Linked DNA regions of Homo sapiens: region 1 is linked to region 2. A link is a contact called in ENCODE Hi-C or POLR2A ChIA-PET data. All regions are on one chromosome and are shown on one strand. The core of a region is the stretch at or near the end of the contact, and the rest is flanking DNA. Distances in the headings are between cores, read along the strand shown.

Region 1 (3,037 bases), core at 34-2,533, 5.9 Mb after region 2:
CAAGATATCTCCTGCAAATAGATATCTATTTGCAGATATCTGGGAGCCGTATTGAAATACTTCCAACTCCCTGGACTCATCCTACTTTTTTTTTTTTTTTTTTTTTTGAGACTGAGTCTCGCTATGCCGCCCAGGCTGGAGTGCAGTGACGCAATCTCGGCTCACTGCAACCTTCACCTCCCGGGTTCAAGCGATTCTTCTGCCTCAGCCTTCTAAGTAGCTGGCACTAAAGGCGCGCCCAGATAATTTTTTTTTTTTTTTTTTTTTAGTAGAGACGGGGTTTCACCGTGTTAGGATGGTTTCGATCTCCTGACCTCGTGATCCGCCCTCCTCGGCCTTCATCCTACTTTTTCTCCCTGAATATCTTTTCGCACCAGCTCTACGTGGAGAAATCCGACTGTCTTTGAGCGAAGTACAGTATCACTTTCTCTTGAAACCTCCCCTGACACGACCCCTCCCCTGACACGACCCCTCCCCTGACAACACCCCCACCCACCCCACCCCAGTTTGGGGGAGGAGCCCCCTCCTTTGTTCCCACTACCCCGTGGGCTTCCCCTATCACACTGTAATAAATATCTGGCCTTGTCTATCTCCTTCTGTGCCCATCACAGAGCAAAGCAAATACAAAGAGTTCATTAAACGTTGGCTGGATGAATGGAGGAGACGGCACAGGGTTCAAGCTCTGCTACTTGTGCGGCCTCAGGCCGACTAATTATCTGGTGGGTTTGTTGTAAGGAGTCAGAACTAAATGGATTAATTACAAATAGTGCTTAGGACAATGCCCAGAATACTGTAAGCACTCAAGAAACTGATTTATTTTCGTCATTTTCACAGCGGCCAAGGTACATGAGGATGTAGCTTATCGCCCTTTTAAGGGACTCTCCCACGTTCGACTCTAAGCGGAAGTACCCGCTCAGGGCTCCGGAAGTGGCCTCAGAGCCCCTCAGCAACATGCCCGCAGAGAATTCTTCCGGAGGCGGTCACAGACATCTCCGTGACGCAGAACGAGTTAGAGCGTCCCTTGGGGTTTCCATGGTGCTGCCCTTAGCCTGCAGTATCTCCACTTCCTCTCCCGCCTGAGCGCCGGGAACGGAAAAGCAGGCGGCCGGTCCCAGCTGCGACGTAGACGCCGCGTGGGGGTGGGGTTGGGCGAGTAGGTGACGCTCTAGGCGAGCTCGTTGGCCTCTCTATGGTGCCGAGCGCGCCCGTTCGGACGTTGCCCCTTTAATCGGCAGAGGGCGGTGCCCAGGAGGTCCCGCGAGAGCTGCGGGGGGCGGGGGGGCGGTGCCGAGGCTGGGGGCCGGTGGCGGATGGAGCCCGCGATGGAGCCGGAGACTCTGGAGGCGCGAATCAGTGAGTGTCCGGGAGGGGCGCGGGCCGGACCGGAACCGGAACCGGGGGCACGAGGCGGGCCCCTTCCCGGCGGGGGCGGGGTACGGGTCGCCCCCTCCTCACGCCCCGCCCCCGGCCCGGGAGGGGCGGTGTCCTCAGTCGGCCCCTCAGACCCTGGAGCGATGGAGGACCCCGGCCCCGGCGCGGTCCAGCGGTGGGAGCGGGCGCCGCCCACCTGTCGGATCCCTGGGCCATGACCCCTGGGACGGCGAGTGAGCTGCGCCGGGAACCCCCGGGACGGAGAGAGCAGCCTCCAACCCCCAAGGCTCACATTGCTTCACGGAGTAGCGGCCCGGGGAAGGAGCACGCGAGCGGTTCCCCGGGGTTGCATCTCACACCCGGGAGGGAGGGACCCTACTATTTTCAGGCCCCGAATCCTCCACTCTCTGGCCCTGCATGGCGTTCCTGGAGCCCGCAAGTAGTCACATTTGCTCATTACCCCGTCCTGGAAGGGAGGACCCACTGCCCCATTTGATTCCTCCCGCCGCTCCTAGTCTCTAGCCACATAGTGAGAAACCCCCGCACCCTACAGGCTTGGGAGAGTCTTAGACTCCAGAAGTATTAATAATTCCAAGCTCCCTGTCACTCCCTTCAGCCTAACCCCTCAGTCTCCAAGATGCCTTTCCCAGCTCTTGCTGAACTTCCTTCAAAGGCTTCTACACCCCTTTTTTTCTTGTTTCTCCTCAGACGTAGCTTCCTATTGCTTAGGCTTCCTAGCCCGCAAACCCTCCACCTGAGCTCCTTAACCCACAGCCCTGATGATCCCCTGCTCTCACAGCCCCGCTCCTGGACTCTGCCTCTGAAAGCCGTGGCTGGCTTCTCCCTGGTCTAGTGAGGGTTCTCTCCCAAGGCTTTAACTGCTGTTGGGACCCCGTCGTTGCCAGGGCCTCAGGGAACCCTCTTGGACCCGGGCACACCGGCAACTGTCTAGCGTGGTTTGGGGTCATGGCCGGCCCCTTTTAAGCCAGGCTTGAGCAGAGTTGAACCATGAGGTTGGCCCCAGAACCAAACCTCTAGGGATGTTTCAGAGTCATCCTAGCCACCAGAGGGGCAGGGGGTGGAAAAGGGGCACTCAGCAGCCCTTGACCGTTGTGAACGCCGGAAGTGTCCGCCTGGGTCTCAGCAGCAACTGGGCTGGGGGGATGGGTGGGCCCCTGGCTAACTGATCTCAGACACAGGTCTTGAGCTGTGGGTCATACAAAACATTCTCAGGTTTAGAAACAGTGGGGGTTTTCTGAGAGTCCAGAGAGTCTAAAACCAGGCAGAAGTTAGAGATACCTGGGTTTGGCTGGGCCCTGACACACTGGGGCTGGGATTTTCTCCTTTCCTTCCCCCTTTGTGTCCTAGCAGAATTGTAAGATCTTTCCTCTTCCCTTGTGGAGGCTGGAGGTAAAGGATAGCTTCTTCTTTTTTTTTTTGAGACGGGTTTTCACTCTTGTCACCCAGGCTGGAGTGCAGTGGCACAATCTCAGCTCTCTGCAACCTCCACCTCCCGGGTTCAAGTGATTCTCCTGTCTCAGCCTCCCGAGTAGCTGGAATTACAGGTGCGCCACCACGCCCAGCTATTTTTGTATTTTTAGTACAGGTGGGCTTTCACCATGTTGGCCAGGCTGATCTCGAACTCCTGACCTCAGGTGATCCGCCT
Region 2 (3,227 bases), core at 152-2,651:
CAGGAAGAAGTGATACCTTCTGTGGACAAAGGAAGTGCTGGCGTCTGGCATCAGGTCTCACTTTCTCTTAAGAGCACAGACCTGTTTCCAAAAGCTAAGTCTTTTTTTTACTGATTATTTTCAGTGAGGCCCTCTTTGTTAATTTGGGAAAGTATTGAACAGCAGGATCTAAGGGGACTGGAAGTGTCTCTTTCTCTAACCCCTAAGTGGGAGGGAGTCTTCCACTCCAGTGAGAAAGGATGGTTGAACACTTGTGATGGAGGCTGCGAGGGGCATGCATGGAAAAATATGCTTCTCTGTGCAAGATATTAGTTTTCTTTTTTAACAGATTAAGTAATAGTAATAGCAACAGCTTACCAAAAGCTTACTATATAACTAGTATTTACACAAATGCTCCCTTAGCCCGCATGACAATTCTAAGAAAACAGAACCCAAATTGGAGATGGACTGAGATTCAGACAAGTTAAACAAATAGTCAAGGTCACAAAGACGTTAAGTGAGAGACCCAGGTTTGCAACGATTACACTCCAAAAGCCATGCTCTTAATAATGCAAGGGAAAGGAGCTCACTGCACACCAAGAGGCTTAAAGGGAAGAAGAGAAGCGAGGGTCTCTCTGTGGACATCACGAGGGGAGAGGGAGAAAGGTTGATTTCTGATACCATAAAGTAAAATTTCAAGGTCTTCCTCTCCGTATCTTGGGGTACAGGCGAAAAATAAAGGAGGAAGGTAAGTCTCTTTCTTACTGGGAAGAAAGATCCCCTCTGTCACTTTCAGGCAAGTTGGGTCTCACTCTTCACCTGGGTGACGCTGACCAAAGTTGGGGGAAAGGTCTCATTTAGGGGTTATCTTTTACTCCTCCTCAGGATAAGTTCAGAATCCCCCTCGAACCCTGGGAGTGGGTCTCCCTCTGCTGACCAACGGATGAGCGCTAAGAAAGAGCGTACGCCTCCGATAAGGGGCGTCGTCCTCTCCGAGGAGATAAGTTGGGGGATCCCTGTTGTATCGAGGTTGAAGAGGAGTCTCTCTCCCGCGTCGGAGCCATGACTCGGAGAAGCCGCTTTTCTCTAGCGACGCGGGGCCTGGTCTCCTCCCTCTCCCTGGGTCGTTCCGCCGCCCACAGGGCAGCCTTGGTTCCTTTCCGCGCCCCGAGAGGGCGGGGGGCCTGGACTCCCCTTTAGCAGCACCACCCGGCGGAGGGTCCCTTTAGGGCGGAGTGGGGCGGGGCGGCTACGCCCGAAGCCTTCCAGTCCCGGCCTCTTACCCTGAGACCTCCTCCGCGGCCCGCGCTTGCCCAGCCAGCTCAGCCCCTGCAGCTGCAGCCCCGTCGTCGCCAGGTCTACCTGAGCCTACGGAGCCGACAGAGGCCGGGGGCGCTCCGGCCGCCGCCACCTCTTCGTCTCTATGGTCCCCCTGCACTTCCTCATCCGGGGCCCGAGCCAGCCATGCGGACTCGCCCAAATCCCGCCCCCGCACCGCGCGCGCGCACTCCAAGGGAAGGCTCTTCCTGATTCTGACCTCCCGCCCTCTGCTAGCCCCAGCCTCCCTCAACCCCGCCCCTGCGGCTCAAACTCTTAAAGGGAAACACAACTTTTGGTTCTGCTCCTGCTGAGCCACAGGACCCAGTGCCGGCCTTCGCTGCTGTCACCCTGTTCCAGTCCACCGTTTTTCTAGTCTGGACGGCTACAATTCTAAGGGCCTGCCTGCTTCCACTCTGGCAGCCCGAGAGATCTTATTCTACTGGAAAGAGTGTTTTGGGTCATGACACTCCTCTGCTTCTTCTAATCACACTGACCACTAAATAAATGGCACCTCTGCCTCCAGTTGGTTACAGAACCTTGTTTTATTTTCTTCATAGCTTTAACACTAGCTGAAATTTCTATGTCTCATCTCTTTATTGACTTGTTTATCATTTATCTTCCTCCACCTTGTCTGTTTTGTTCATCACTTAATGCTCAGCACCAAGAGCAGTGTCCGGCACAAAACTAGACGCTCAATGGACATTTGAAGGAAGGAAGAAATGTTTATCCAGTGGAAGAATTGAGGTCCAGATAATGAAATCGACTTGCCCCAAATAATACGGCTTTGTGTTAAAAAATAGAAATCGACCAGGCGCGGTGTCTCACGCCTGTAATCCAGCACTTTGGGAGGCGAAAGCGGGAGAAGCACTTCAGCCCAGAAGTTTGAGACCAGCCTGGGCAACATAGTGAGACATCGTTTCTGCCAAAAAACAAACAGCTGGGTCTGGTGATGTGTGCCTGTAATCCCAGCTACTCTGGAGGCTGAGGCAGGAAGATCACTTGAGGCTGGAAGGTTGAGGCTGCAGTGAGCAGTGATAGTGCCACTGCACTCCAGCCTGGATGACACAGCAAGACTCTTTCTCAAAACAAAACAAAAATTGCTCAGGTGTTGATGCACCTGTGCTCCTAGCTACTGGGGAGCCTGAAGCAGGAGGATCGTTTGAGCCCAGGAGTTTGAAGCTGCATTGAGCTATGATGGTGCCCCCACTGCACTCCAGCCTGGGCAACAAAACAAGACACTGTCTCAAAAAAAAAAAAAAAAAAAAAAATTGAATGCTTCAAAGTTTCGTTTCTTTCTTTCTTTTTTTTTTTTTTGAGACGGGGCCACGTTCTGACACCAGGCTGGAGTGCAGTGGTAGGATCTCGGCTCACTGCAACCTCTGCCTCCCAGGTTCAAGAGATTCTCCAGCCTCAGCCTCCTGAGTAGCTGGGATTACAGGCGCATGCTACCATGCCCAGCTAATTTTTGTATTTTTAGTAGAGACAGGGTTTCACCATGTTGGCCAGGCTGGTCTTGAACTCCTGACCTCGAGTGATCCGCCTGCCTCGGCCTCCCAAAGTGCTGGGATTACAGGCGTGAGCCACCACTCCTGGCCTTCAGAGTTTCTTTATGAGAGTTGCCAAATTAAAAAGTTAAAATATTTGCCTTTTGGCCGGGCGTGGTGGCTGAAGCCTATAATCCCAGCACTTTGGGAGGCCAAGGCGGGCGGATCACGAGGTCAGGAGATCAAGACCATCCTGGCTAATACGGTGAAACCCCCTCTCTACTAAAAATTATAAACAATTAGCCAGGCGTGGTGGCGGGCACCTGTAGTCCCAGCTACTCGGGAGGCTGAGGCGGGAGAATGGCATGAACCCGGGAGGCAGAGGTTGCAGTGAGCCGAGATCGGGCCACTGCACTCCAGCCTGGGCGACAGAGGGAGACTCCG

The links. Hi-C counts contacts between places; a loop is a spot of excess contacts on that map. ChIA-PET counts read pairs that join two places held with the same protein, here RNA polymerase II (POLR2A). Pooled maps may share reads with other maps.
Region 1: a pooled map shows a loop between it and region 2 (38-fold over the local background). The contact joins the promoter of GGA1 here to the promoter of PRR14L in region 2. A Hi-C loop is called at or near these places in 1 of 37 single-sample maps with no recorded cell type and 7 of 50 pooled maps. POLR2A ChIA-PET finds 5 or more read pairs at or near these places in 2 of 52 experiments (CD8-positive, alpha-beta T cell and MCF 10A).

The regions. Positions count from the first base shown.
Region 1 is chr22:37,607,551-37,610,587 of GRCh38, forward strand. GGA1 (golgi associated, gamma adaptin ear containing, ARF binding protein 1) reads left to right here and starts at 1,284. Exons shown (of 17, transcript NM_013365.5): 1 at 1,284-1,353. The coding sequence starts at 1,311. RefSeq lists enhancers at 664-743, 894-1,063, 1,668-2,289, 2,004-2,113 and a silencer at 1,224-1,673.
Region 2 is chr22:31,748,731-31,751,957 of GRCh38, forward strand. It overlaps PRR14L (proline rich 14 like), which reads right to left and starts at 1,402. Exons shown (of 9, transcript NM_173566.3): 1 at 1,263-1,402. RefSeq lists enhancers at 412-1,044, 1,284-1,843, 1,333-1,627.